2 separate regions of the Homo sapiens genome follow, and region 1 is linked to region 2. The links are chromatin loops, found by intact Hi-C in ENCODE. Cell type or tissue: heart left ventricle. All regions are shown on one strand. Each heading gives the region's core, and the rest is flanking DNA. Links, peaks and the distances in the headings are about the cores only.

Region 1 (15,458 bases), core at 3,043-11,042, 130 kb before region 2:
TTGCCCGGGTGACAAAATAATGTGTACACCAAATCCTCACAACATGCAATTTATTTACCCATATAACAAACCTGCACATGAACCCCTGAACCTAAAATGAAAGTGAAAAAAAAAGAGAGGAGAAATAAAACAAATAAAATGAAGAGTATGTGCTGGAGCAGTAAGAGGAAACTCGGCAAGCACTGATTCAGAACCCTGCCTTAGAGCAAAACTCTAGCAGTCCCAGAGTGAGTCAGTGAGATCCAAAAGGCCCATTTCTGAGAGACAGATGAGTAACTCTCTCCAGAAGCCACCAACGTGGATATTATTGAGTTTAGATTTTCTGAAGCAAACTGAGAGAGATTTATCTTTTCTGGGTCTGGTGGTTTTAAATTTTTGAAACCATAGCCTCAAAGACAGGAAAACAGAATCGTCAGTCAGAGGGGGCCACCCATGCAAAAGCGTGAAGCCTCTAGCCAGGCCATTTATTCTGGTCGTGTCTTTGGGCACAAGACAATTGTTTGGGATGAAAACTTGGGAATCCACAGCAAGTGTAACATAATATAGACATTATTGTGAAGGAAAGTTTGCTTTTCTAGTGATCAGGCTTTCCGATAATCAAAGGGGTGATGTGACCAAGCCGTATAATATGGGGTTCCTTTTGGCAAAATTGCTCAGCGAACTATGTAGATGAAATGTCTTTCTCTTCATAGGATATTTTAGAATTTAGTTTACTATAAAGTATGAACTCTAAAGTTAATAAACAGGGTGGCACTTGGTGCCAAGGATTAAATATTTACTGGTAAAACATACAGTGATGAAAAGGATTTTCAAACAGGCAATAAATCATATGGTCTGAGCTCTGTATTAAATATTCTTTTTACCAGGGAAAAAAATAAAATTTAGCCCAAGAAAAAAATTAACCCATTGTTGTGGCTCCCTGGGGCTGAACTTATCAAGAACCAGTAAATATTCCTTTGAAAAACCAGGTAAATAGCAAGATTTTATTTAATCTTTGTAATGATTCATTTCTTTAGTGAAATAAAGAATGTTAACATCCCATCCTTCAGGTACCCATGGTTGATTCTTCCTTCCACAGGCCTCTCCCTTCCAGCCTTTCCTATTTTACCCACCTGGTCTACTTTTAAGAGTCCAATGGTTAAGAGCACATGTCCTACCGCAAGTCTGTCTGGGTTCAAATTCTGATTGCCAATTCCTAGCTGTGTTACTTAACCTTTCTGTTCTTCAATTTACTTATCCACAAAAGCAATATATTAATAGTACCACCCTATAAGCTTCTGTAAGAACTAAATGATTAAACGAGTTAATATGTACACAAAAGCACTTAGAACAGTCTAGAAAGTAGTAAATTCTTCATATTATTATCCTTTATCCTCCTTTTTAATTATCCAAATATTTTCCATCTTTCAAAACCCAGTTTAATTCTGTAATGAGCTTTCTTTGGTTAATGCAAACCTTCCCTAAATATGCATATCCTTTTAGGCCTGCACCTGTCTTTTTTGATATCTAATTGCATCTTATGCACTATCCCAAATTGTTTTATGATTTTCCTAACAGATCAATCTCCTAAATAGAGGACAAGGAATAACTTTTTAAAAATTTCTTTCATCTGGATATGCCTTTAGGAAAAGGATGACATCAATAGTAGCGTCCACAAATTTTGCATTTATGGAAAGCATACTATGTGCATTCTGCAGAAAACTGAGCACACAGTTTTCCCCCATCCTCCAACCTGAATAGTGAGAGAGGTGGGTGCAGGGTGTAAATCATGTTTCCTGTGTGTTGGCTGACACTTGGCCTGAATAGATATGCTCTTGATAAACCATTATTTAAGATTGGTCGGTGGATGGATGGTTGGATGGATGAATGGATTAATATAGGACCTGAGGGGGAAAAAATCCTGAAGAACAAAAGAGAAGACTTTGCCTCTGGAAATGATTTACTATGGAAAGCAGGAGTACATTTTAGAAGATATCTGCTTCACATTATCTGTAAGGCACAGGAAAAGACTATGAAAAAAGAATGAGTTGAGATAAAAACCCAACAGGCAAGATGTTGGTTAGGAATATTGAGTCAAGACATTCATTGTAGTTGGAAAGTGGAGGAAAAAAGAAGGCCACAGAGGCACAAAGAGGGAAACAGAGAGAGGAGGACAGAGAAAGAGAGAGAAACTGATACTGTAATACTGCTCCGCATTGTAATTCTATTTCGTTTAAACGCAGCATTCATGGAGAGCTGCTAAGTGCTTTTCTATAGCCTGAAACTTGTGTTCCTAATTAGACTTATTTATGCACAACACTAAGAACATGCAACTGGTGGAGACAATAGAAAGAAACGGGGGAGCAATCAAAGGTCAATGCTTTGCCTGGGTTAATAGAGATAATAGTGGCTGAGTGCTATGTTCTCCACTTTCTTTATCATCGTGAAGACAAAAAACCCTACTCAGCATAATATAAAATCATAGGTCATGATCAAGATCATTTGAGACATATCCCTGGAGCTTCAAGATAGGGAGGCATTCTTTCAAATCACATCCAAAATGATTTTAAAATAGGTCTCCAGAGGGGTAGATTCTAGTGTGATAAATAGGACCTGCAAATGGAACTATTCTGCCAATCATATTTCTACCTGAAATCCTATATACTGTGAAGGGGATTCAACAAGTGAAAGTAAGGTACAGATTGGTGAGAAGATCTCACGTGAAACTCAATGCGTGGAAAGTTGTAAGACCTGAATTTTAGTTCCATCCTTTTCTGTTAATTTCTTCAGCAATTCTACCCCAGTCATCAAATTTCTGAGGCTTGTTTTCTGGAGCATGAAAAGAACAAGCACAAGCCGTAGGTCCCAAAACAAAAGCGGGAACCACTAACCATTCACCAGGACTTTATAAGGTACAAAGCACTATGATATACATTATTCCTTCTAGAGGTGATAGATTTGAATGGTAAATACTTAAAAGATAAGTTTTTAAATTAACTATGGGATTTCAAGTGAGGATAGAAATTATGCAAATACGCTAGTTTGCTTCCTTAGCACCACTTCCCACAGCCCCATCTAAATCCTCTTGCAAATTAAACTCCTATAAATGTTGAACCTCCTAACTCGATTTCAGAGTTTCCTGGTTTCTTTTATGTATTCTGCATAAATACAAACTTATTTCTGTTTGACCATATCAATACACCTTGCAAACAGCTTTCGCTCAGAGATCATAACTCTGTGGTCTCATAATAACAACTGAAGTCTACAGACCCTGTGGCTGAAAACAATGATCATGATGATGGTGATTAACACTATGTTGAAAATGGTAATAGTGATGGACTCCTACCATGAATCCAATGGAAGGTAGCTCTAAGGCTGCCTCTGTGGTCTGAGTTTCCAATCTTCCATGAGGTTCCACTTAAACACACAACAGATGCACAAAAAGCCTCAGCAATTGCCAAATTGTATTATTTTAAATAGCAAACCAAATCTGCAAGCCTTAGGCAAAAGTTTTCACAAAGCGCATTGGGAAGAACGCCAGCTTAGATGATGGTAGAAGTTTTGATTAGGAGTTTGCCCACATCTTAAATAAATAAATAGCAACCTTCCTTACCACCCAGAATGGTTTTTCTTTGAATGGGATTATTCCTCAGTGGAAAGACAAACACTGAAATTTGCAGCAGAGGTTTTCTATGCCTTGAGATTAAACTATAAGAAATAAACCTGGAAAAGGAAGGGGTAGAGGAAAGAATAGCTCCCTGTTGGACACTGCCTGTCCTTGGTCTACATGCCCACAATAAATCCTGCCATCCCCATGCTCTTCGCTCAGCCTGGGGTGGACCTCCTCCCATCGTTTTGCCTCCTCGTAAATGCCTCATGGACCCTCAAAGGTCCCTTTTCTATGAAGCTTGTATTCAGTGCCCCCATCATTGTCCTTCTGTCATAGCCTGTATATCTGACTGTATTATAGCTCATCTCAGGAGGCAAGGCTACTCAACCTGGAGTCAGGATTCCAGACTTCCAATCTAGGCTACCAATTTGTAAAATTGGAATAATAATAACTGCCTTTTTAGGGTGTAGTAAAAAAGTAGTCTGTGTCCAGGGCTTTATGCAGTACATAGACAAAATCACCAAGCAATAAATTGCTTGCTTTTACCACGTTTTTCATTTATATATTTGGGTATAGTTTGTCATTTGTGTATCCCCAGCGTCTAACATGGTACCTAGCACAGTGCAGGCATTTAAAATATTTTTTGTCATTTAACAAATGAATGAATATGTACAGTGCTTCACACTTTTAAAAGAATTTCCACATTTATGGTCTCATGGGCTCCTCATACTAACCCTCAGAGAGAGGTAAAGCAAGCCCAGGACCCCTTCCTTGGAGGGAATGCTCTCCTCTAGCTCCATGGACATCGGCTGGGCTGCCAATCATGAGACACATTTCTCCTGAGTGCAAGGTAGAGCACATGGCCAGACTGAGCCAAATAAATGATTTCTAGCAAGGTTGCACTTTGAAGAAAAAAAACAAGGGACTAAAACCTGTTGGAGCTACTTTAGTCAATAGTAGCATTGCTGGAAAATTTTACCAACTGCTGGTACTGAAATTCCAGGAGCTGCCTTATCCAGCCCTTCCTGAGGTCTGGTTGTTGAGTGCTTCCTCTGAGTCTGAATAACACTAGATCCTTCTAGCGAATGTCTTTCTTTATAAACCCAAGATCAGTTTCTAATGCTTAGAAGCAAAGAGTCCTAAAAATAAAATTAAAATCTCCGATTTACCGTAAGAAAACTAAAACTCTAGAGTTGAAATCATTCATGTAAATTCCAAAACATACAGAATTTAGTGATGTATTTTTTAGGAACACATATATAGGTAATAAAATTATAACAAAAACAAAGGAGATGAAAAATACAAAAGGCACTGGAGAGTGCTTATACTTAGGAACAAGGAAACAGAAAATGATCAGGAGAATCAGATAAAAGTCATGGAAGACTCTTGTAATGTTCCCTTAAGCTAGAGGATGAGGTAAAATGTGATGTATTAATCTTGTATGCACATGTGTGTGTGCATGAATATATTAATATATTTCATGTATAGAATATCTCACAGTGAAATTATTTTTTCATCAATGAAATCAAAGGCCCAAAGAGGTTAAATGATATGTAAAAAGCAGAGTGGCAAATCATGGCTAGAACCCAGGCTTCCAGTGGTTTCTCCACTCTGTCCTAATTTATTGTAACTATGAGCTGCTACTCCCATAGTATGGAAAATGGGAAATAGCACATGGGACCTTTTCAACTGAATTTAGAATGAAAAGCTGCGGATTAATAGCTGACCTATAGTATTAGAAAGACTTAAAATGGGCTTTCCATTCCTTGCGAAAATCACTCTTGGAAAAAACCTCAGAGACCACTTGGTTCAACTCCAGGGCAATGTCCTCTCCCTCATTGACAGTGGGCCTGCAGTGAGTGGGCACCTCCATGTCCATGAGCCTTCTGCAGCTATACTGCTGATCACAAGATATGTGTACATCAGCCCTGGCCTTTCCTAAAATCAATGAGCATCAGACCAGCAGCATATCAGTGGTTTCCTCCCTATATCTGTTGTCCAAGTGCCTGGACATGAATAGGAAGTGTTGTCAAGAGCACTGTCTATTCCCTTTGTGTGGAGCAAGACTGGACCATCTAACAATCTCTGCCCCTGCCTTTGCCAGTGGAGACAAAAACCCAGGCTCAACACTGCAGCCACAGTGTGAGGTCACCGGAGTCCCTGACTCCTTCTTCCTGAGTTTGGACCTTCATCCTGGTTTCCTGGCATTCGCTCAAGTTTCTAATTTAAAAACTTGAATTCTCACATGATGGAAGAGCCATAATTCAGAAACCTTGAAATGATCTTTGATCAGATCCATCAGACGTGCTAACTTGCACATAATTTTGCCTCAGACCTCTTGGACTTGTCCCATCGGGCCTGAGCTGATGCCCCCATCAGCCTTAGAAGGAGGCTTTTTCTCTCCAGAGTTTCCCAGTCTCCAAGTACTCGGTACTTATTGAGTTTTTGGTCCCCTGTTAAACATGTACAAATGCAACTAATTCTATAATCTGGCCTATATCTCCCTATTTTCTTGACTACAATATCAAAACAGATTTATCCTAAACATGCCCTAAGTTTCAGATTTATGTGTCTAACAATTTTCCTAATTTACCAGTCAAATAACTATTAAAATGATAGCAGCTCACAGCTACATTAACTGCTCCTAGTGAACCCATTCTTGGTCCCAGTGCCAGGAACTTCTTTTTTGATTATTTGAGAATCACACATTTAATAATCTGTTTTAAAGGGTCCTAGATGTCAATGCCAAATTTACTATCTATCATTTGCAGACTGTTCCCCTTTAAGAAAATAGGACAATATTGTCTATTGCTAATATTTCCCTGAGACTTCCTGATTCCTTAATGCTGTTTTAGTCTTCAGATTATTGTTTTCAGCTGTAATTTTTCTTGGTACTTTAGGATGTAACTAGTCTGAAGTGAGACATTGTAAATAGCCAGGGGCTTACTTCCAATTCCTCACTTGTGTTTTAATTCTCTATACATGATGTTATCATTATCAAGTCATATGATACAGTAGACACGGCATCAAACTGAGCATCACAAGATCTAAGTTCTAGGTCTATCTCTGCCATTCATAACTGTAGGCAACTCTCTTAATCTCTCTTAGCCTGATTTTCAATATCAATTAAATTTGAACAATACCACCTGTTCTGCTTACCTTGTGGGGTTGTTGAACGGTTCAAATGAGATGTTTTATGCAGCAAGATTTTGTAAACTACAAAGCGTTATACAAATAGAAAGCATTACTATCCCCCACCCCCCCCCCCCCCCACTTTCTGGGCAATAGGCCATTTCCCTTGATGTAGAAGATAGAAACTTGTGTTGGATGCAGCACCTTTCCATGTGGCCAAGTCCTAATGAGCACAGGCTCTCTCTTACTCTTGCCAGGTTCTCAACTTTTGTCCTGAACCTTTTTGTGTTTGCCCCATCTCAGTCTACTATCTGACCTACTGCTGATCTCCTGGGGCCCTAACCCCTAGACATATTTCCTGTCTGTGGTCTAAAATTCTCCCCCAACAGCTGATATTTGATATTGAGTTCAGTGCTGCCATCTTTGAAGGATGAGAGTGGCAGAAACTTTGGCTCTTCTGGTACTTCTTATGTGGCAGGAGATGGGCCTGCAGACCCAAGGCTCAGGCCAAGGCACATAGTCAAATGACAAGCTCCAGCTCTGGTGACTTTATTGACCAAAAGGGCCCATGCCCGTTTGTTGTCCTTATCCAGGACACATTTTAAAAAGGGCTTTTTATTACCCAATAAGTCACAATGACAAAGTCCAAAAGCAAAGATTCGGTACTATTCATGCTGAGAATGGCTATTAGCTTTCTGTAGCTATATTATTTTATCTATTTAGGATGAGGGAATTCCCATGAAGCCAAATCACCAGCCAATGTTTTTAAAGCTTGAGCCACTATTTTTCTCTATGAAAACTAACTGAAGGTAAAGAAACAAGCCTCATTCCCTTCCCATGCCTGAGGCAAATATTTCACTGGCAATTGGAAAGTGATCTCTTCACCTGGTGCCAAACACTCTCCCAGAACCTTCTTTGGCTTCAAAGGGCTTTACTTCATTTCCGCTGGAGCCCACAAAAGGGCTTGAGAAGCAGTCGTCAAGTCACAGGAAGCCAAGGGGGCTCAAGGGAGTATAAGATCACAAAATTACAAATGGGTGGGAAAGATGGAGTATGTGTGTGCATATATAAAAATTATCTTAATAAAAGGTAGAATGAAGATTCAGTGAAGCTTGCTCTGGTTCCTAAGTAATTTGGTTCTGGAAGCCCTATTCATTGGTTGGGCTCCATCAGATAAATGAGAAAAGCAAAGGACCCCTGGACAAGCCAAGGCAGAAGCAGACTCCCCTGCTCAGACAAGCCTTCCCACATGCGGCCTCAGGGCCTGCAAACTACAGTTGACTTCTCCAAGGATCCTGTTACAGTACCAGCCCTCCAGCTGTCTGCAGCTGTGTGCCTTCCAGCCCCTCACAGCTGGCTTTTCAAATAGAAATGGCCTCTCTAAGACAGTTTACCAGAAAACATTGTTTCAATCGCGCAGTGTGTTAAAACATGATTCTAAAAGCAGCGATTACATGAAATGAATTGCAATATTAAATATGAAGGTGCACTTGGCCCAATGCATCACATGTGGTAGGTACTCAGTTGAGTGGCAGATTTTTTTCTTCATTTCTTCATCTCCTCTACTTTTTATTCACATCGAATTGCAGACCGGTTGGAATACTGTAAAAGCATTTTCCCTGGGGAGCTCTGGACGTTTCATAGGTATGCTCATTTGTGTTTGCATGGTGTATACATATGTGGGTTCCTGAGTTTGTGGAGGGGGTACAATGCATCTGCAGTTATATGTGTGCTATATAAAGCATGCCTCAGTGTTTTTTTAAAATATCAATCATATGTATTCCAAATGCGTAGTTCACGACCATGTAGGAGGGGAAAGGGCTTAAAGGCTTTTCCGGGTGAAAACAGCCTGGGAGTTGAGTTTCATGCTTTTATAAGGTAGATTGGGTTGGGTTCAAGATAATAACTGAATTAGAAGGAAGTCATGGAGCAAACAATAGTTCACGCTGTATCCTATTTTCATTTAAATCAGAGGCTGTTGCTTTCATCTGTTCTTATTGACACAGTTCAACTATTGACTTCTTGTTGCTTTGAATATGAGGCTCACAAGCCCAGGGGGATCTCACTGCATAAACAAATGGGGGGGAGCGGGTGAGGGGCGTGTTGTTGTTTTAAATGCTATACACTTCCAACTTGTCCATTTTTGAAAGGTGAGTTCTTAAGTTCATGTCTATGTTAGGCTGTTCGTTCTGAGCACAGTAATTTTAACAGACAATGGTGGATAATTTTTAAATATGCATTTGTATTAGTTCTTTCTACTTCTTTTTCCCATTTACTTATCCTCCAGGAACTCAAACTATGGTTTATTTATGGTGCATTCACCTTTCCTTTCTCTGTTTTTTCTTCCCTTTTCTTCTTCCTACCTTCCTTTCTTTCTTCTTTCCTTCTTCTTCCTTCCTCTTCCTTCCTGCCTCATTCTCACTCATTTGTTTCCCGAACACTGGCTTTTGATTCATGACGCAACCTCCCTTTTGCCAGATCACATAAATCAGGCAGCTTCTTTTCTTTTTTTTTGTAAAACACCTTCTTCCAAACTGTGTTTTCCTTCTGATTTAACTTTTCAAGAGTAGTCGGTCTCAGGGTGACTGAGAAACCTAGGTATGAGGGAAGTGAATGACAAAAGATGGTTTGGCAAAGTCACAGCTCCCCCACCCCGCCCCAACAATGAATCTCGCCAAAGCCCTTTTCAAATCTGGAATTATTTTCATGCAGCTGAAGAAGGTCGAGTTGTTGAGTTGCTCCTTCCGGCTTCTTTAGTTCTCTCCCCTCTCCCGGCCTCCCCAGCCCACCTGTCTTCCTCACTGAGTAGAGAAACAGAGCTCAGCAAATTAAAAGGAGGAAGCAGATAATGTAGGAAGAGCTGAAAACTCAAGGGAAAACAATAAAACATTTTGAAGTTTTGGGGTCAGATACAGAATCCAGAATAAGGTGCTTAGTATTTTTCCTACATTGCAAACCCTTTGTCTTTCTAAGCTACTCTGGCTGGCCTGCTCTCAGGCTGTGAATTCTGTTATCCCTGGTAGAGCCCCAGCCTCAGCGGATTCCACCTACATTCCTTCACAGCCCTGTTTGGGAGGGGGGGTCACGGGGGACTCAGGGGAGGGGGAGGAAGGGCAGACCCTGGGGATTGTCGGACATACAACACTGCTCTGCACCACAGCTAGGATTTTAGCCTATTTGTTTTGAAGTTCGCCCAAAGTCGCAGAGTTGAAATGCCTGAATTCAATACCACTTCCCCTCACCACACACTCAGCCAAATGTCCTTGGCTTTTCAATAGACCTAACCTCTTGGCACTATTGAGTCTTGATGTTTTGCATTCTCGTTTCTTAGATTTTTAACCCTCAACTTTCCCTTCTCTGGGTTAAGCTTCATAAATCACTCAAATGTCTTACTGCCTGGGAAGAAATGCTTCCTTCCTTCCCTGCTTCCATCCTTCCTTCTATCTTTTCATGCTTTCATCCCTCCTTCCTCCTTTCCTGTCTCCCATCATTTTTGCTTGCTTTCTTTATCTTACTTTTTCAGAAGGGGAAATGGAAAGCAGTGGAGGAGGCCTTGGAACCCTCCCTGGAATGTGGCATCACAGGGATGGAGCCAATGTGGAGTGGTGGGAAATGGAGAAGTGTAAACATGATGCTTAGCCAGTCTGCCTAGAGAACAGAATTCTCTTTTTCATCTCCCCAGTTCCTTTTTGGTATATTTGTTGAAGTAGCTGCAGAAAGCTAAAATCTAATCCTTGTCCTTAGGATTGTCCCAGCCTTTGGCATTGAACAGTCAAGCGTTGCCCTTGAGTAGCAAAAAGGGCTTATTGTCCATTTGTCCCTTTGTGCTCTTATAAGTGCTTTTCTAGAGACCTTCTTCTTCTCCTGGCCATGTCTACCATGGCCAAGTTCCTTAGTTTACTTCCAGCTAGGATTGGTGTTAATTTTTAGAATTTAGGTGTTTTTCATAGGTTTGTCTTCACTTTTTAACCATTTGGGTCTTTAACCCTAGAAATCCCATAAGACTTGCCAAAGTTCACAATCCTAGTGATAGGCACAGCAGCAGAAAGCACCCATGCATCCTACTTGTGCTCACATACAGGCTGCATCTCACTCAAGATAGTGGAGAAATTATTCTAAGTTAACCAGCAAGTGTAATTGTTATGGTTTTAATGTCCCATCCAAAACTCATGTTGAAATGTAGTTGCCACTGTGACAGTATTAGAAGGTGGGACCTCTAAGAGGTGATTAAGTCATGAGGGCTTCACCCTTATAAATAGCTTAATGCCATTATCTCAAGAGTTCACCCCCTTTTTTCTCTCTGTCTCACATGCTCACTTCCACCTTCTGCCTTCTGCCATACTATGATGCAGCATGAAGGCCCTCGCAAGATGCTAGTGCCATGCTCTTGGACTTCCCAGCCTCTAGAACCACACAACAAATACATTTTTGTTCATTATAAATTACTCAGTTTGTGGTATTCTGTTCTAGCAGCAGAAAATGAACTCAGACAGTTCTTTTACACGTAAAAATATTTTTCATAAAACTGACCAGTTGTAAAATCATAGAATTGATCCATTAGTTTTGTTGGGTTGTTTTTATTTGTTTGTTTATTTTTTTCATCATAAAGCTAAAGATGAGTCAGAAATGCCAAGTTACTATTTCTGGATCTCTACAGTTCTGCAGCAAGAAGCTATTTTGCAAAGTTCTTTTGCAACTAGCTTGTTACGCTATCCTTCATGAATATTCTCCATAGTGATTATGGTTACCCTTATTGAGTACTTGCTATGTATCAAGCAATGTGCTAAGGGCTTTACACACCAAGAGACAATCAAGGTATGTTGTATTATGATTCGTTCCAAATGTACCACTGTTAGAGGCCCAGAAACCACTTCCAGCCTAGACAGAGTAGTGGTGGTTCTGTGAGAAGCTAACTTTGAACTTTGTGGTGTTCCACTTTAAATCGCAGTGCCACAATTGGGGACTATGAACTCACAGCTACGAAAACATAAATACAAACATTCATTATCTTCTCTCTGCTAAAATGTTGATACTTTGTCAACATGAGAGGCTCAAATCATCCACCTCTCAACTCTAGGTGAGAAAGAAAATACGTGAATGGTGTGGAATATTTGCAGGAAACATCAGGTCAAACAAACCTTGAGAATTTACTTTGTTCCAAGACCCAGTATACTGGTTCCATATTCGATAATTTCTTATACTTAGAGACCCAGATTTCCCTGGCATTAAATCTATCTGTATTCTTGATGTTGCTTTCCTTTTACATCCCCCACTTCATTAGTCAGAAATAATATGGCCAAAGAAAACGCAGGATTAAGCCATTCCTTAGTGCTTCAGAGTTCAGTGGCACTCTTACTATTGTGGTCTCTATGTTCCACCAGTTTATTGAAATTGTTAGGGTATTCCTGAATGACATTATCAGATCTCTGCCTTTTGCTCAGTTTCTAGCTCCAAATCAGAGGAAGCCCCATCTAGTTCTCTACATCAGTTGATAAGACTTGCTACAACCCACACCATCTAATTAATTTGGTCTTACCCCTAGATGTAGAGTGTGTTCATCCCAATCTGAGTAACTCCCAAAACCAAGATCTATTTAGAGTCTACTCACTGCCAGAATTGAGTGATGAGAACCAGAAAGGGCAGAAAAAAGAGGAAAGTCCTCTCTGGAAACAGTTATACCAAGAAACACTTTTCCAAGCAAACAGTCGATACAGATAGGGCCTGTTATTGAAGCAGGAGCCAGAGGACACAGAGGAAAGTAGAGATAAGGTGGTCTTAACACGCAGGAAGCTTCAACACTAAGAGGGAGGTATGGGCAGAATCAGGATGCACATACAAAGACACAGAACACAAAGAAAACATACTTTTAAATAAGTAAATTGCAAACTATATGCATAAGTTGTCTCTCTTCTGTCTACCCAGAGATGAAATCAGACCATGAGCTAAAGTATGAAGCCAGGGAATTGACAGACCAAGCAGCTGACTTCACCACCTTGGCATAACTTTTTGGACTCTTGAGTTTGAACAATCTATATTAATTTTTAACTGGGAAGAAAATAAGTGAAATATTATGCCCAAAGAACTAAGACGATAATTTCACTGGTCTCCTCTAGAGTATTCTTCGAATAAGGCCACAGTGTCACAATGCTACATTTTCTAACCTCACCTACCCATCCTCCAGGGCCTTTTCTCCATATTCATGTGGAATAGGTGCGATCCTTCCTTCCAACTCCTTCTTCTGGGACTCCGTGCTTGGGAAAGTTGACATTTGGTATGCAAAGTGATTCAGACCTACCTGATGAGTTGGTTCTTTTTCAATTCCAATTGGGAACATTGGGCCTACCCCCATCCTTCTTTGCAGGCCTGCTTCCCTCCTCACCTAACCAATGGCACAGAGGGAGACATTTAAAGCAGGTCTCAAAATGGAATCTCAAGGAAAAGATGCAGTGACCTCAAAGAAAAGGCCATGCAAATGAGGACAGAGATTGAAACAGGAAATATGATGCAAACCTACCAAAAAGAGGCTGAAAAGAAAAGCTAGAAGGGCTGGGCAAAGAAAAGCCCGAGAGTTTGAGAAAGCGAGGTTGAAGAAGGCAGAATAACAGTTTCTACTCTAACAATGGTGGGTGAGTTTACTTCCACTAAAGCACAAATGTTACAAGAAAGGGGTCCCAATCCAGATCACCACAGAGGGTTCTTGGACCTCGTGCAAGAAAGAATTCAGGGCGAGTCCATAGAGTAAAGTGAAAGCAAGTTTATTAAGAAAGTAAAGGAACAAAAGAATGGCTACTCCATAGACAGAGCAGCCCCGAGGGCTGCTGGTTGCCTATTTTTATAGTTATTTCTTGATTATATGCTAAACAAGGGGTGGATTATTCATGCCTCCCCTTTTTAGACCATATAGGGTAACTTCCTGATGTTGCCATGGCATTTGTAAACTGTCGTGGAGCTGGTGGGAGTGCAGCAGTGAGGACAACCAGAGGTCACTTTCGTTGCTATCTTGGTTTTGGGAGGGTATAGCTGGCTTCTTTATTGCAACCTGTTTTATCAGCAAGGTCTTTATGACCTGTATCTTGTGCTGACCTCTGTCTCATCCTGTGACTTAGAACACCTTAACCATCTGGGAATGCAGCCCAGTAGGTCTCAGCCTCATTTTACCCAGCCCCATTCAAGATGGAGTTGCTCTGGTTCACACGGCTCTGAATAAAGACTTTTTAAAAAGACCACAACTGGAACATGAGAGTACTGACTGAGAGCTCAGGCTTTTGAGGCAGACAGGACTGGCTTTTATTCCTAGCACAGCTACTCATCGGCTAGGTGACCTCAAGCAGGTTGTTGAGCCATAAGCTCCTATCTGCAAAATGGAGATTATCATACCTGCACCATAGGAATGTTTTGAAATTAAAATTAGCACTTGTATAGCACCTACTATGTGCCAGGCACTGCTAATTAATTAACTTGCCCAAGATCACACAGCTAGAAGTGGCATGGTGGTGATGTGAACTCAGCAGTGATCCTGCTTCTGTCTGTGCTCTTATCTACCATGTCTCTCAATATAATGCTCGTAAGTCATTCGGCCCCAGTGCTTGGCATGTGATAATAGTGCTATAAATGTCAGCTGTCATCTTATTATGATTTTTCTTACACGGGGCATAAGAAAAATCTTCTTGTCAATAGAGAGTAGGAGAGGAAAAAGAGGGTCTGGAATGCCGTACCTGGACTTTGCATGCCAGAATAGTTTTTCTAGGACAGTTGAGAAAGGACTCACCAAAGAGATATGTTGCTTTTCCCAGGAGATGTGTCTGGCTCACACAGTGTTTATTGGCTTAGCATTATGGTCTTTTTTTGTTTTTCAAGACTGACCCTGGGTTCTAAATCTCAATGTAGAATTATAGATTATCCTCACCCTCTCATTTAATAAACAATTGAAGATCCAGGCTATAGTATTTAATTACAGAAGATACGTGAATTGGCAACAGGGCCAACACTTGAACCAAAGTCTGTCGATGCCCAGATAATGCTCTCTCCTAAACCTATATGCAATACATATGCCGAATTTTCTAGATTTCAAGATTTCTTCCCCATTGTCTGCAAATATGCAGTCCTATTTGGCCAAATAAGAGATTTAATTACTGATTTGGAAAATGTAGTTACGAAGGTGATTCATCGCGTGGAAAGACAGCTACAGAGCATCTCTTTTTGCCTTTAGTGGTCTTGGGAAGGGGGATGGGAGGTGGCTTAACTCAAAATGTCCCTAATTACCTTCCACAATCCTCTTGGTCTTCGATGGTCCTGAGGTTTGGAGGCCTGTTTGCTAATGTTGACACCCAAAAGCTCACATTGAATTAGATTGTTAAAATGCTCCAGAGGGGACCTGAAACACCGAATCAGGGACCTCCTCCTATTCCCCCAAAAATATCCTTTGCCTTTAAGGGCTTTTTTTTTTTTTTTTTTTTTTTAAAGCAAGCGAGTTTTCTCTGATCCTCCTCAATAAAGTGCCCCAGCAGCAACAGCAGCAGCGCTCCCCTTCCTTATTTGAGATCTGTGCAGTCTCATTAAATCTGATGTGTCACAGAGGGCTCGGATATGTGAAAGGCAGGCTGTGGGAGCAGGCCTGGAGGTTGCCAGCTTTGCTAAGGAGACGTAATTCATTACAGCTTTTCAAAATGGACGCCCCTCTGGCTTCCTGCTCCATTGATTTTTCCCCCTTTGCAAGTAACAAGTGAAGGGCCAGCTC
Region 2 (15,458 bases), core at 2,439-10,438:
AGGAATTCTACACAGGAAAAGAGCTCCAGAAATTTGCATTGAGTCTTTTATTAAGTATTAAGCTGCATATTTTCAGACAGAAGCTCTATGAGGCCAGGAAAACAACAAATATTGGGGAGTGGTAAACTAAACAATTTCCAGAGCTCACATGGGCTGGAAGATAGTTAAGCTCCAGCCAGCCAGCATGAAGAGAGTTCATAGAACCTCAGGGCATTTAGCAGAGACTACAGAAGAACCACACCTTAGCAGTAATAAGATAAAACTACCGTGAGGGTAAAGACTATTCTAGACCCAAGTTTTAAAAATTTTTACACAAATCTCAACACAGTCAGTGTGATCCACAAGTAACTTAATAGTCTGCCAAAACAAAATTCACCGGTCTTTAAAGGAAAACAACAAAATCCAAGACACTCAACAATGTAGCTTTCACAATGTACAACACCCAATGGACACCCTACACCAGAAATGGTTAGATATGGAACCCATAGTCAGTTTAAAAAAAAAAAAAAACAGGCAATAAGAACAGTGACAGAACAGATAGAAATTATGAAAGTAGCAGACAACAACTTTTAAATGGCTAATATAAACAAGTTTAATGATTTAAGAGAGAATATAAAAGTATAAATTAAAAATATGAAAAAAAATCAAAATGGAACTTCCAGAGCTGAAAAATATTATATCTGAAATAAAAAATTTACTAAATAGACTTACCTAAAGCAGACTAGACATTGCAGTAAAAAAGACCAGTTCTGTTTTAAGAACTTGCCTGAAGTTCTTTTAGGCAAGGCAATAGAAATTATCCAAATTGAAGCAGAGGAAAGAAAAAAAGAATTAGAAAAAAAATGAACATAACATCAGTGACTTTCAAGACAAGAGGAAGCAGTCTAGCATGTGTGTAATTTGAGTCCTAGAAGGACAAACATAAAATATTATTTAAATAAATAATGGTTACAAATTTACCAAATTTGATGAAAATTATAAATCCAGAGATCCAAGACACTCGACAAAGAGCATGTAGAATAAAAATAATTGGACACACCAGAGTGAAACTGTATAAATCAAAGATAAAGAGAAAATTGCAAAAGCACTTAGAGAAAAAATATATACAAAGAAGCAAAATAATACTGACTGCAGACTTTCCAAAAAAAAAAAGTAAGCCTGAAGGAAATTGAATGACACTTTTAAAGTGCTGAAAGAAAATGGTCAATCCAGAATTCTATATCCATTGAAAATCTGTCTCAAAAATGGAGGCAAAATAAAGACATTTTTTTAAAACAAAAGCTAAAAGAATCTGTCATCAGCCTATCTGCATACAAAAATATTAAAGAAGTTTAGGCTGAAGGAAAATGACATCAAATGGAAACTGCGATCTACACAAAGAAATGAAGAGCATCAAAATGGTAAGTGTATGAATATAAAATATATTTAAGTGAATTTAATTAAAGACATTCTTTTCAAAAATGTAAAACTTTCCCAAAAAGCAAACTCCCACCTCAGATGGTTTCCGTAGTCAGTTAGTTGAAACTTACAAGGAAAAAATAATACTTTTTTCACAGAATATTTTTTAGAAAACAAAAAAGGGGAAACATTTGCCAACTCATTTTATAGGACAGTAATAATGTGATACCCAAACCAAATAATAAAATTACAAGAAAAAAATTCAAACTAATATCCTTCATAAATATAAACACAAAAGTGTTAGCAAAATATTCGCTAATTAAATTCAGCAATGTATAAAAATCATAATGCATCATAACCAAACAGGATTTATACCAAGAATGTAATACTGATTTAACATTTGAAAATCAGCCACTGAAATTTGCCATAAAATTTTGCCACAAAATAAAGGAGAAAATTACATGATCATCTCTATAGATGCAGAAAAAGCACTTGACAAAATTCAACATTCATTCATGATAAAAACTCTCAGTAAACTGAGACTAGAAGCAAACTTTCTTCAACCTGGTAAAGGATGTCTATGAAAACCTACAGTTAACATCATACTTAATGCTGAACACTAAACTCTTTCCCCCTAAGGTTTGTAACAAGGCAAAAATATAAGCTCTCACTACTTTTAGTCAACTTTGTACTGGAGGTTCCAGCCAGCGAAATGAGAAAAGAAAAAGATATAAAAAGATAGTTGTTGGAAAGAAAGGCGTGAAACTGCTATTATTTAGAGGCAATATCACGTACGGAGAAAATTCTAAGGAACCTAAGAAGTCGTTGAAACTAAGTAAATTTGGAATATCAGAGGATGCTAGGTCAACACACAATAGAGGATGCTAGGTCAGAGGATGTTAGGAAAGAGTCAGTTATATTTCTATACACAAAATAAAAAATAATATTTAAAAGCAATATAATTTGCCATAGCATTCAAAAACATGATATAATAAGGGATAAGTATAAAAATCTTTTCAAGACCTGCACACTGACAATGGCAAAGCAAAAACATTGTTGAGAGAAATTGGAGAAGAAAGCCAAGATATGCCATGTTCATGGATTGAAAGACTAAATGTTATCACTCTCCCAAATTGATCTATAGGATCCGTATAATTATTTATTTATTTATTTATTTATTTATTTTGAGATGGAGCTTCACTCTATTGTCCAGGCTGAAGTGCAATGGCACAATCTCGGCTCACTGCAACTTCCTCCTCCTGGGCTCAAGGGCTCAAGTGATTCTCCTGCCTCAGCCTCCCGAGCAGCTGAGATTACAGGTGTGCACCACCACGCCTGGCTAATTTTTGTATTTTTAGTAGAGATGGGGTTTCACCCTGTTGGCCAGGCTGGTCTCAAACTTCTGACCTTGGGTGATCCACCTGCCTTGGCCTCCCAAAGTGCTGGGATTACAGGCATGAGCCACTGCACCCAGCCAGGATCCATATAATTTTGAGCAAAATTATAAAAGTTTTTTTTTGTAGAATTTGACAGCTGGTTCTAATATTTATAGGGAAATAAAAAATCCATAATGTATAATATAATTTTGTATAAAGAACAAAGTTGGAGAATTTATGCTGTCTGATTTTATATTTACTAGGAAATGACACTAACCAGTGAGGTTTGTGCTCACACATTGGTGTGAGGTCAGGCATACAAATCAATGGAGAGTATATAGGGTCCAGAAACAGACCCACACTCATATCTGGTCAGTTGATTTTTCAACCCTTTGGTCAGTTCATTCAAACAGTTGAACTGCCAAGGTAATTCAATGGGGGAAAAAGCAGTCTTTTCAAAAAACTGTGTTAGAATAACCAGATGTTTGTGAAGAAAAACTTAAATCTTGGCTTTTATTTCACATCACATACAAAAAAGTAGCTCAAAGTCCGTCACTAAATTCAACTTAAAAGTTACAACTACAAAACTTCAAGAAAGAAACAGTAGAAAATGTTATCAATCTCAGGGTAGGCAATGATTCCATAATAAAGGCAAGTAAAGCATTAATCATATAAGAAAAAATAATCAATTAAGCTCCATCAAAATTAAATATGGCTGTTCTGATCTTTAATACTATTAAGAAAATAAAAAGAAAAGCTACAAATCAGGTGGAAAGAAAAACAAAACAAAACAACAATGACATTATATATATATATATATATATACACACACACACATAGGGAGAGAAGAGAGAGAAGCTCAACCTCATTAGTAATCATGGAAATAAAAATTAATTGCCCAATAAATTATCACCGCACACAATACCAAATGTTGGCAAGTATGTAGAACAACTGGGACTCTCAGCCAAGGCATGGCAGAGATGAGCTGCAAACTCCAGGTGAGGGCTAGACACCGAATAGATCTGTTTACTGCATCTCCAGCAAGGCATGGGAGAAGGCTTCAAGGGCCCTTTCCCAGCTCATGCCGCCAGCACTTTGCACCTGCTTACAAAGAAACCAGGAAGCCAGAGTGCATACGTATTGGTGCCTAGGACTCAGGGTTCAGGGTGCTAGACAGGCAATGCAAGGTGCACTCTCATACACTGCTGACAGGAGGGTAAAATCTGACAACTACTTTGGAAAACTGGCAGTTGCTTATACAGTTAAGCATACACTTACCTTATGACGTAAAAATTCCTCGCTTAGGCATTTACTCAAGGGAAGTGAAATGAATGGACTCATACACAAGGACACACAGACTCACAAGGACTCATACAGGAATATTTGAGACTGAGTTAATCACGATAGCCAAAAACTGGACATAACCCAAATGTCCATCGAGAGGGGAGTGCATAAACACATTGTGACAAATTTACACAGTGGAGTATTCTTTAGAAATAAAAAGAACAAATTACTTATATATGCTACCTCATGAGCGAGTCTCACAAACATTATGCTGAGTAAAAATGGCTGGATACAAATAGTACATAATGTATGATTCCACTTATGTGAAACTCTAGAACAGGCAATACTGTACTAATCAATAGAGACAGAAGACAGAGCTGTGGTTGCCTGGATCCAGGAAGGGGTGAAAAATGCACACAACGCGACATGGTAGATGGCAGAAATGTTCCGTCTTGACTGTGGCGATGCTTGCAGGGGTGCATGTGTTGGTCAAAACTCATCAAAATGTGCACTTTAAATGGGTTCATTTTAATCTATGTGATTTTTATGTAAATTATACCTCAATAATATTGACTTTCAATAATCAAAAAAAGATTCTATAAAATGGATTAAAAGTACGGGGCTTTGTTCTTGACCTTGCCCTGTTCCACGTTTTCATATGGCAAGAAATCCTACTTATTAGATTTACTGGTGGCACTTAGTTGTGAGAGTTTCTTTTATTTGTTTATCCAACAAATGTTCTTTAAGCATCCATGTTGTGGTAGATATTTAAGACAATAATGATGAAGAAAAGAATGAGGTTTCTATTCTCATGGTATTACCGTCTTATAGGGGAAGCAGACATTAATTGAACAAGTAGAATGTATGATTTCAAGGTGAAAGAAGCTGAACAATTCTATGGGACCACATACAAAGGGACCTGGCCTAGCCCAGGAGAGCAGGGGAAGCCTCCTTGAGAAAATGACCATCCAGTTAGACGCTTAAGGATGAGTAGGTATGACTTCATCCAATTGGGGGAGGGGATGCATTTTGCATTTGCAAAGTCCCTGTGTGGGAGAGGGAAGCATTTTGAAGGAAGTATAGGAAGATCAGTGTGGTTGGAACTCTAAGAACAACAAAGCAAGATGAAGTGCAAAAGGCAGGAAGTCATATCCAAGCCATGTCCTGAGAACCATGAAAAGCCAGCCAGGGGTCCTACGCAGGAGCAAGAGTATTAACCAAACAGTCTGGGTGAGAGAATTGGCAACTTCTGCTAGGCCGATGGCAGTGGAGAGGGAGGAAGTGGATGCATTTGAAAAATAGCTAGGAGGTAAAAAGGACAGTTAGTGAGGGATTAGATTTGGAGGATGAGAGACAAGGAGGTGTCAAGGATAACAGCCAGCTCTCTTCCTTGGGCAACACTGAATGGAAGCATCTCCATTCTATATGAAGGTAAAGAGGCACTCAGGGGATTTTGAGGCAAAGATGAGGAACATATTCAACCTCACGTACCTAGAGGATGCTGATAGGAAAAAGTCCAGATTACTCCACATGGTGTCCTGAAGTTTGGGACATCCAGGCTGGAAGTATGGAGATGGCACCCATCAGAATAGAGCAAAACCTTTGGGAGGATGAGGTCACAGAAACAGAGCTGTAAGGAGAGAAGAGTAGATCCTGTAACAGAGCCCAGAGGAGAACCAGTCCTTAAGTGCCAGGCCAGAAAGAGCAGGGTCCACAAAGAACAATGAGAAGGAGTGCCCAGGAAGTGGGAAGAAAAACAGAAAAATGTTATACTGCAAAAACCAAGAGGGTGCAGCTGGGGATGGCATCCCTTCTAACTCAAGGTTCCAGAACCATGCAGAAGGTGAGTGGGAGGGTAGTGATGGCAATGTCTAACATGATTGAGTGCTTACTGTATACCCTGGCACTACTCTAAGCTCTTTATGAGAATGATCTCATGTCATCACAACAGTGGCATTGCGTAGGAAAAGGGATCACACTCATCTAAGATCTCTCTGCCAGAGCCAGGATGAATACAAGACTCCTGACTTCTGAGCCAGTACTCCTTGCTCCTCTTGCCTTTTCACTGGCCTAGCCTACCTGGCCATCTCTTTCTCCAAAACTGCCCCTCAGGCTAGGTGACCTAAGTCTTCTGTACCATGGGATGTGATACTCATCAAAGATATTTGAGACTTCGGACTTCAGGGTCTTCTTCCTGGCCCACGTTGAAGCCAGCTGACTCTGACCAGAAGGGGAGGCCACTGTCAAGCAAGTCACCAGAGAAAGAGCATCTACTCCTGCAGGAACCTGGTGCAGCACCCCGTCCACCTACCCACTTCGGGATTCCTCCTTTATCACGCAATTGATGGCACAATTTCTGCAGGAAAATTCACTGTCACTGCAACCTGCTGTGGGTGGATAAAGGGGAATATCTCTAGCTCTGCACCAAAAGTGGCCTTCCCTGCACTCTCCCCATTCTTTCACTATCCCATCCCTTAGGTTGGCATCATTCTCTTTCCTTCCCAGGCCTTATATAGTCATGAAGTTTCACAAGAACTCAGGCTGACTGTGACTGTCTGCCAGCACCTCTAACCACTCTACTGCCAAGGCATGGCTGAAGCAAGCTGCAAACTCCGGTCAGGGCCAGACACCAAATAGATCTATTTTCTGTGTCCCAGGCACCCGAGAAGGCCTCAGGGGCCCTTTCCCAGCTCATGCCGCCAGCACTTCACACATGCTTACAAGGAAACCAGGAAGCCAGTGTGCATAGGTGCCGGTGCCTAGCACTGAGGGGCCAGGGTGCTGGGCAGGCAATGCACAGTGCCCGTGGATGCCTGGCAGGTGCTGAGCACCCACCCTTCTCCCGCTTGCTGCCTGCACAGGCTGCAGTTCTTTGTGTCTGAGTTTCTGCTCCCTGTCTGCACTAGACTGGGTGGGGTGGGGAAGCCGGAAGTGTCAAATCAGCATCTGGGTCTTGAGAAATGCCTAGAAGTGGACATTTGCATTAGAAACTTTGCCCGTTTGGACAGAACAAGTCTGCCTGTGCAGTTGTTTTCCTCTCCTGGCCTCCTTCCCTCCCCCGCACCCACTCCTTATCACCTTAGCTCCCCTTTCTGATTTCTCTACCAACCCCCTCCCTCCCTGGTCATCTGGATCTCGTTGTTCTTGCATTTCCCCAGCTGCCTGTCTGCATTAGCAGCCCTGCACGTGCACAGACACACACGTGCTCCCGGCACCCCCACCCTGTGGCTCTTTACCCCAACAACCCCACACCTTTTGCAAATTCACAAGGCAATTCCTTCCTTGGCTCCAGGACCCCCTTAACAGAATGGATTCTTTATTCCAAAGTAGGAATAGAAAGGGCCTTGGGTATAGTTAACTTGAGTGAGAGAAGCCACCAGGAAGGGGTGCATTTTTGTATGGGAGAGTGGGTGGGCGGCTTGTGTGGTTTGCAGTATTTTAGTCCTTTCTCAAAGACTATACCATATGAACAATCTACTTCTCCACTTCAGGGGCTTCCCTAAATGAAGACTGTTGAAAGGAACATATAGGGAACACCCTTAACAAAATGTGTTTCCCTCACTTCACCTAAAGGCCTTTTGCTGCATTCAATTACTGTTCATTTTATATTGCTTATGTTAACCAATGTGTTGAAAAAGATCAGCAAAAATCTAAGACATTGTCACTTTAAGAATCTAGACTAAAACACCTTAAATGAACTCTGAAGCAGACAGATGAAAAAAAAAAAAAGCCCTTCTCTGGCCCTTGCTGCTTTTGCCATTATTCATGATGTAATTTTTCAGGTGTTAGTTTGGCAGAGAAAGATTGGAACAGAGCTTGTTGCTAGGACATGAATGAAGAAGAGGGATCCCATTGGTTCTTTGGGACTTGGCAGAAACCAATGGGAATGAAGGGGATGGAGGGGGGAAAAAAGCCACCAAAAGGAAAAAAAAAAAGACTCTCCCGGCTGGACTATTATTGCGTTTTCTATGTTAAAGTGGGGTATTGTAAATTTATGGGAGGTTTCGTTGGTCTATTTTTTTAAGGTGTAGGTGGGTAGTGGTGCTCGATGGACCAAGGCTGAGAATGAGCAATTAAGAGGCAGCTTTGTTCAGACTGTCCTGGGTTTCACTAATAGCTCACTGTTACTGGCAGTCTGGAGAGGTATGCAAACGAGGCCGGGTACATTTCACACCCTCGCCATGCTGCCACACACCGTTTGGGGAATACAAGTATACTAGAGCTGGAGGCAGGGATGAGGGTGGAGGGGCACTGGGATGCTTCCTCCAGCCTCGAGATTAGGTGAACCCCAAACAACCTTTTACAATGTAAGTGAAACTGCTCTGTGTGTGGAAACGAGGGGCCCAACGTGTTCCCTGCCCAACGCTTCTGAGCCGCCTCCCAATACGCTGCCCTAAGCATTTCACTGAGTCAGGGCAAGATGTGGCCCAGCGAAACCTCTAGTTCTGATAACAAGCATGTGGGCTCATGTGTTATCAGTGCAGCAGAGAATGTCACTGGGACTTCCAGACGGAGGCTATAAAACGTTCCCCCACTTAAGCCGTTTGCGTTTCAGCCTCCCAGCTAGCAAAGTAAGCAGTTCTGTGTGCCAGTCATGCTTAGCTGCTTGATTCTAGGCAGAGCCTTGCAAATCTGGGCAGGAAGAGAAATATCGATCTCCACAGGTCCCCCTCATCTCCTCCATTGACTGTGTAGACTTGACAATCATTGCGGGGCCTCCGTTGCTATATTCCATTGTCTGGGCTCCGGCTGTAACCCACATCTTTTCTTTAATACATGGGCAGGGTTTGGGCTGAGTGACTTGAAACACACACACATAATAAATTGACTTCTATTGGGTTATAGACCTGGCCAGTTTATTTACACCCTGGAGGGGGCTCAACCTCTGCCAGATTCCTAACATCAGAGATTTTGTGGCTGGAGTCCAGCAACATAAAAGGATTTCTTTTTGTAATCGGAGCACTTCCTAAGACCACAGGCAGTTTCAACCAATTAACATCTCTGATTGCAATAGAAACATTTTAGGAGACTCACAAGGACTAGGAAGGTTTTCATTCACAAGCCTTTATTGAATCCATAGCATCCAGGAATTGATCTGATTATTGATTTATGATGATCATCCAGGAATTGATCTGATTATTGATTTATTTCTTGCTGATTTCTGTGACTTCTCAGGTTGTTGGCGATTTGGGAAAAAGGAGGGTGGGGTGTGGGCAGAAAACGGGAAGAAATGAAACAAAAAGGGAATTGTTTTTAATAGGCCTGTCTTGTTCTTTCAGCCAAACGAATCCCACGCACTGTTCATGTCCACCCCTCAGCATTGATAGAAAACATAGCTCCAAGTACAGAGCTTAATTGCACTCTTCAGGTGACAGGTAGCTTGTGTGCCTCAGTTCAAAGCCAAAGTCCGGGTTGAAGAAATCTGATTTCAGACAGTCAGCATTTTAAAATAAAAGCATTCACCCTGAGCCCCAAATGGGAGGTCTCTCTGCAGCTTTTTCATTTGTTTTTAACTCAGACTGCTTAACAAAGCTGTCTCACCCAAACTAAGCAGAGCCTTCAGAGCCTGGTGCCAGGGAGGGTAAACTGTACAGGAATGAGGTTGCAGGCAGCCTCCACTGGGGAGTGGGGAGCTGAGCAGCCACCAAGGGGGACAAACAGGTCCCCGGAAAGAAGAAGGAAGGTGGCAAGGCGTCTCTTTCCCTATATCTCAATGTATTAATGAGTTATTTATTAATTAGGAACCTTTCTATATTTACTGAGGAAAATGTGTGAAAATCATAAGATCTGAGCTCTCCCTTTCATGGAAAAAAAAAAAAAAAAAAAAAGACAAAAAAGACTATCAGACCAGTTGAAGAAGCAATACTAGAGCTCTGTCATTTAAGCAAAAGGGATTGTATTCAAAGCCAGGCTCTAACTTGAAGCCTCCAAATATCCAACTTATGTATTATTAACTGCATAAAAGCGTTGTCATTCCTGGGTGCAAGAAATTAACAAGGGCCCCACAAGTTAAGAGAGCTGCTTAGTGACACCCGATCAACCTGGGTCAGGAACCAGAAAGGAGAAAGGAACACCTCCCACTTGGATCAGAAAGGACCCTCCACCCACGAACAGACTTTAGAAATGAGCACATTTTCATTGCCACTGCGTGACCTATAAGCTAATTATGTTTTCCTGCAAGGGAAGCAAATTATATTGATTGTACAATAAAAGCTATTGTCATTCCCAGTATATTCATCATGACTCAGAAAGATGCAAAAATATTGACTTGCTCTAAATAGCATTTTACTTTTGTCTCCAGACAACAGTTTTTAAGGCATAGCATGACTAGAGATGATTTTGTTAACCAGTCATGGGGAGTGAAAGGGACGGAGGAGAAAGCAGTTTATGGGCATAACCTCGTCCACCATTTGTGAATGACAGAGAACTCTAAGGAAAAGCATACACATTTCCAAGTTCATGAAAGAGTTAACCTTGGTTATTACATATATATTTTTTAAATTCCCTAAAACTCCCAATAGTATGCACCGTAACAAGAAAATAACGAAGCCCACTGACATCTTTGAAAAGAAGGTGATTAATTAAAGTAATTAGGCTGCACTGAATTATTAAAATATGAAGTCTTCTGCAGGGACGACAAAAAAAGGCAGAACATTTTTGCAGTTCAAAAATTAAAACCATATTCTGGTTCATTAGCTGAGACGGGAACTCACACGCTTTAGCCTACAATCTTATTCACAGATGCGTAAGTGTCTAATATTTCACACCTTTGTAATGGCCTTTGTAAAAATTTAAAAAAAGAAAATACAACAACCTGACTTTAATTATTTTATTGCTTGTAGAAAAGAGGCGATCTTTTGAAAGAATGGCAATGAGCCTTTCGGGTTTGCTTTGAAAATGCCCCAGGCTTTGAAATGCCAGGTGTGTTGGGGCCGTGACTAGGCTCAGGCTGGGGACAGTGAAGGGCAAGGAGACACCTCTTAACACATTTCTTGGCTGTGTCTTCAAAGTGGTCCATGTCTCTTTCCCTCTGACTCAATCAAACCGAACTCCTTAGTGTGACTTTAAAATCCCTTACCACGTTGCTTTGCCCTACCTGTCCCCATTCTATGAAACCTACGCCCAACGTAGTCAAACAAATCTCACTATCTTGCTCCAATCCACATGTATTTCTTCTACCTCCTCAGCGGGCTTGTCCCTTGCCTGGAAAGTCCTTTATTTCTCTCTGATATGATCATAGCATCCCCATCACTCAGAATCCAGCTCAAGTCCCCTTCTCCTCTTCTCCCATGTCTTCACACTTTAGGGACCTGGGCCATTTATGATTTAATTACGAATCTGATCATGTCACTCTCCTCCTTTGAAGCCTTCCATGGTGCACCCTGCCTTCAGAGTAAATGTTCGGGTGCCTTAGGCTGGTGTTCATTGCCCTCTGGAATCTGGACCTTACCTGTAACAGCACCCACTCTGGAGTCAGATGGCCTCAGGGACAAGCTTAGCTCTGCCTTATAGTACTACTCTGGACTTGGGCAAATTAACTTAAATAATACTTAAAATCTTTGGGCCCCAGTTTCGACAAAGGACTATTGAGATGACTAAATGAGTTACTATACGTGAAGCACTTAAAACCGGGCCTAGCACATACTTGGCACTCAGTTATCATTGTCCTTCATATCCTTCCTCCTCATCTCAGATCCTGCCCTCAAGCAAACTATTTGCTGTTCTATGTTGCTTTTCTACCAGCATGCCTTTGTTCAAAGACTCTATCAAAACCTACCAATCCTTCAGGCTGTAATGCCATGTTCTCCAAAATCCTGTCCTGGATTCAGTCCCACCAATCTGTCCAGTCTCTCAACTAACTCAGCACTTTATCTGTATCTCTCTGATGGTGCTTAGCACCATCTGTTTTGTGTCATAGTTTTGAACAGGAATTGAGGGTAGGGACTATATCTATCTTTATATCCACTCCCACGTGTCACAGAAACTGTTAGTGTTCATCAAATATTTCATGTATGCTATATTAAAGTTCAGCCACAATATGGGGAGCTCCCATCTGTATGGGTCCCTGAGTGACTATGTGGAGCAGACAATTCCTTACACCCTTGTTGGATGTATTATCTGAGCAAAATTAACCCTTTGTTGTGTTAAAGCTTTAAAATCTGGGGACTGCTGTTACTTCAGCACAGCTTAGCTTATCCTGCCTATTTTGACACCCTACATTTTCGACACCTGATATAGGAAATTTAGCACATAGCAAGTATTTAATATTCAAATGCCAAATACATCATATACAGAACTACCTTTTTTTTTTTTTTTTTTGAGATGGAGTCTTGCTCTGTCACCCAGGCTGGAGTGCAGTGGCACAATCTCAGCTCACTGCAACCTCCACCTCCCTGGTTCAAACAATTCCCCTGTCTCAGCCTCCTGAGTAGCTGAGATTACAGGTGCACGCCACCACATCCGGCTAATTTTTTTGCATTTTTAGTAGAGACGGGTTTTCATCGTGTTGGCCAGACTGGTCTCAAACTCCTGATCTCAGTCAATCTGCCCGCCTCGGCCTATCAAAGTGCATGGCATGAGCCACCATGCTTGGCCCAGAATTACTCTTTTTTATGAACCTGTCTAATCGTTTAGGTAGTTCAGTCCAACTTTAAGCATTTTGTTTTGACTCCTTACCTAGAATGCACACCCTTCGTGGGTTTTCTCTGTTGTCCAAAGCACCTAGCATAGTACTGGACATGTGCTTAGTAAGACCTGTTGATTAATGGGTCAGCCTCAGTCCACCAGTTCACCAGAAGTCAACTCCAACTGAGACTACAAATTGGTAGTAAAGGCTCTGATGATAGCTGATTCCTCTGGAGCTACTTCTGGCTCCACACTCTATCAGGGTATAGTGGGATGATGGCCATGCAGTGAGGTAGCTGTTCCAGCTCCAGAGACGACAACTCTTTGGTGGACATAGAGGACAAAAAAGATCAAACTGGTTTTCAGTATTTTTTTTTACCCATACCATATTAGTCAAGATTTTGCTAGAATTTTGCTAGATAGTTTATATTATAAACATTCATTTTCTAAGCAGGAATGTATAATGAATATATTTTTCTGAAAAACACTAGATTTTTTTTTTCCTCCTTTGCCCACTCTGGAGATTCTGATATCCACCAGATGGGTGGATATCGAGTTGAAGCCCTGTTCACAGTGCAGCTTTCTACCATCTTCATCCAAGATGGATGAGCCAGGTAATACATATGATGCCTCCCACCCTCAAAGAACTTCTCCCTGTGGTGGGAATCTGAAGACCCAGGTTCAAGTCCCAGATCTACCTAATGGATAGCTCATTCCTTCTACATCTCAGTTGCCATCTATAAAAAGGTAAAAGGTGAGGAGGAGCAAGCTATTCCACTCTCCTTCCTTTCCCTGTAGGATTATTCTAGTAAAGATTAAATAAGATACAATGGGAAGTTCTTGGAAATAAAAAGACATGAACATTTTCCTTTGGGCTTTTAAATAAAATCCCCTGTCCCCTAGAATGCTCACATGCACTTACCTGTTGGTGGCTGTCACAAGCATCTGGGGCATATGAGATAGTTTATATAATCCAATCCACCTTCAAGCATCTTATTTTGACTATTTACCTAGAATGCACACCCTTCATTGGTTTTCTCTGTTGTCCAAAGGACCTAGCATAGGAGCTCTTATCTGAGCACCTGATGAGAAGACGACACTCAGAAATCTCGGTATCATGCTCACCTTCACTGTCAGGGTCATCAAAGTTGACACAGAGGGAAAGATTAAAATATCTATAGAATAAAAGCAACTCAATTCAGAAGAAGGGTAAATTTTGGAGTTTCTCTACTGACTGGAGTTTAAGAAAAAAGCTAAGAGGGTTAAGAGGAGGCAAATTTCGTCAGTTCAGCTGGAGAAAGCTCTCCATTCTGAGGTCATGCTCTGAACCAAGATGCCGTCAATCCAAGGTCACCCACCCTCAAAAAGGAAAAACACTGAAATTCTTTTAGAGCAGGGAGAGTTCAAGAATAGGCACTATCTGGGCTGAGATGAACTGACTGAGGTAGGCTCTTTTCCAGGATGTCAGAACATTGTACAAAGAGAGCATCCAGGGATTCAGGTAATTACCGTCACCCTGACTTGGAAAGTCCACCAATGATAGACTATGCCACGGGTCCCAGCATCTCTGAACTGCCCTCTTAATTGGTTTTATCCTGTGCCAGTTACTCTCAAAGGCTCTAAATGCCAGTTTGCCCTGTGGGGCATTGCCCCTGAGTGGACAGAACTAGCTCAGAGCTGCCAGGGCCACCTGGATGTCAGGCTGCTCTGAACCACTACATGGGTAAGGCAGGATATCCCAAAAGGAAAGGGCTGGCTGAAGGCGACCAAAGGAAATCTCAGCCAGGAAAGATAGGCTTTGTCAGGTCACTGCTTAAAATGCAACAGGGAAGCAAAGCTGGTCTCTTGAGCCAGGTGGGAGCCAAGGCTGGTAATTAAGAGGTAAGAGACACTGGAGCCAGCGGGCTGGGAATTAACTAAGCAGATGGTGGAGGTGGAAGTGCAGTTGCTCCCCAGCCAAGTTCCCTTGTGCACAAATGACATTGTTGGGTACGTGTCCTACCAAGGGCTCCAGCTCTTTGACACAGCAGTGCGACTGTCCTGCCTCCTGCTACATGGAGACACATTATACCATACCAGCTCCTACACTGTTCCGAAAGCATGCTAAAACAATGCTATCTCAGCCCCCGAAGCCTCAGCTTTAAGGGTATTTTATTCTCCTGCTTGGCCTTTGAGATTCCTTCCTTCCTTCCTTCCTTCCTTCCTTCCTTCTTTCTTTCTTTCTTTCTTTTTCTTTCCTTCTTTCAATTCATTAGACAATGAGCAAGCACCAATTATGTGCCCGGCTTTGTGCTGTGCCCTGCCGATTCTAAGATAAATGTGATTCCTGTACAGTCTGAACTTGAGCTGGACTTGGAAAATGGGTCTAGTCAGTGAGACAGACAAGTAAATATGTGCATGAAGGTGACATCGTTTCTAGGAGTGAAACTTTACATGGCTGACCAGTGCTCCCTTAACACTGTCTGCTCTGGGCTTCAAGGATAGCACAGTCACCTGGTTTTCCTCCTAACTTAGTGACGCCTCCGTCTCAGCCTGCTTTGCTGGATCTTGTTCCTTCATGTCTCAGAAAGTCCTGTGGCTTATTCCCTGGTCCTCTCTTCCCCTGAGTGACATCCAACACAGTGACTTTAAGGACCATCTATGTGCTGACAATTTTCAAATTTATAGTTCCAGCCCAGTTCTCTTCTGAGCTCAGTTCCCTACATCCAACTTCTCTCTGACATCTATGTTTGGATACCTAATAGACATCTCAAGCTTATTTACTGTTTACATGTT

Evidence for each region. Peaks named below come from ENCODE experiments on the same cell type or tissue, not always from the same donor. Only the 100,000 strongest peaks of a DNase experiment are listed, where the experiment ranks them.
Region 1: it touches region 2 in a loop (2.3-fold over the local background); 2 of 110 quality-filtered maps call a loop at or near these places.

The regions. Positions count from the first base shown.
Region 1 is chr11:121,795,278-121,810,735 of GRCh38, reverse strand. No RefSeq gene overlaps it. Among named protein-coding and RNA genes, the nearest start is that of MIR125B1, 300 kb to the left of the region's middle. RefSeq lists an enhancer at 7,526-8,373. In heart left ventricle, for the core only: no CTCF peak of the experiment used is centred there; a DNase peak (open chromatin) is centred at 8,015; H3K27ac peaks cover 3,027 bases.
Region 2 is chr11:121,664,491-121,679,948 of GRCh38, reverse strand. No RefSeq gene overlaps it. Among named protein-coding and RNA genes, the nearest start is that of SORL1-AS1, 220 kb to the right of the region's middle. RefSeq lists an enhancer at 6,995-7,495. In heart left ventricle, for the core only: no CTCF peak of the experiment used is centred there; a DNase peak (open chromatin) is centred at 6,945; H3K4me3 peaks cover 611 bases; H3K27ac peaks cover 3,447 bases.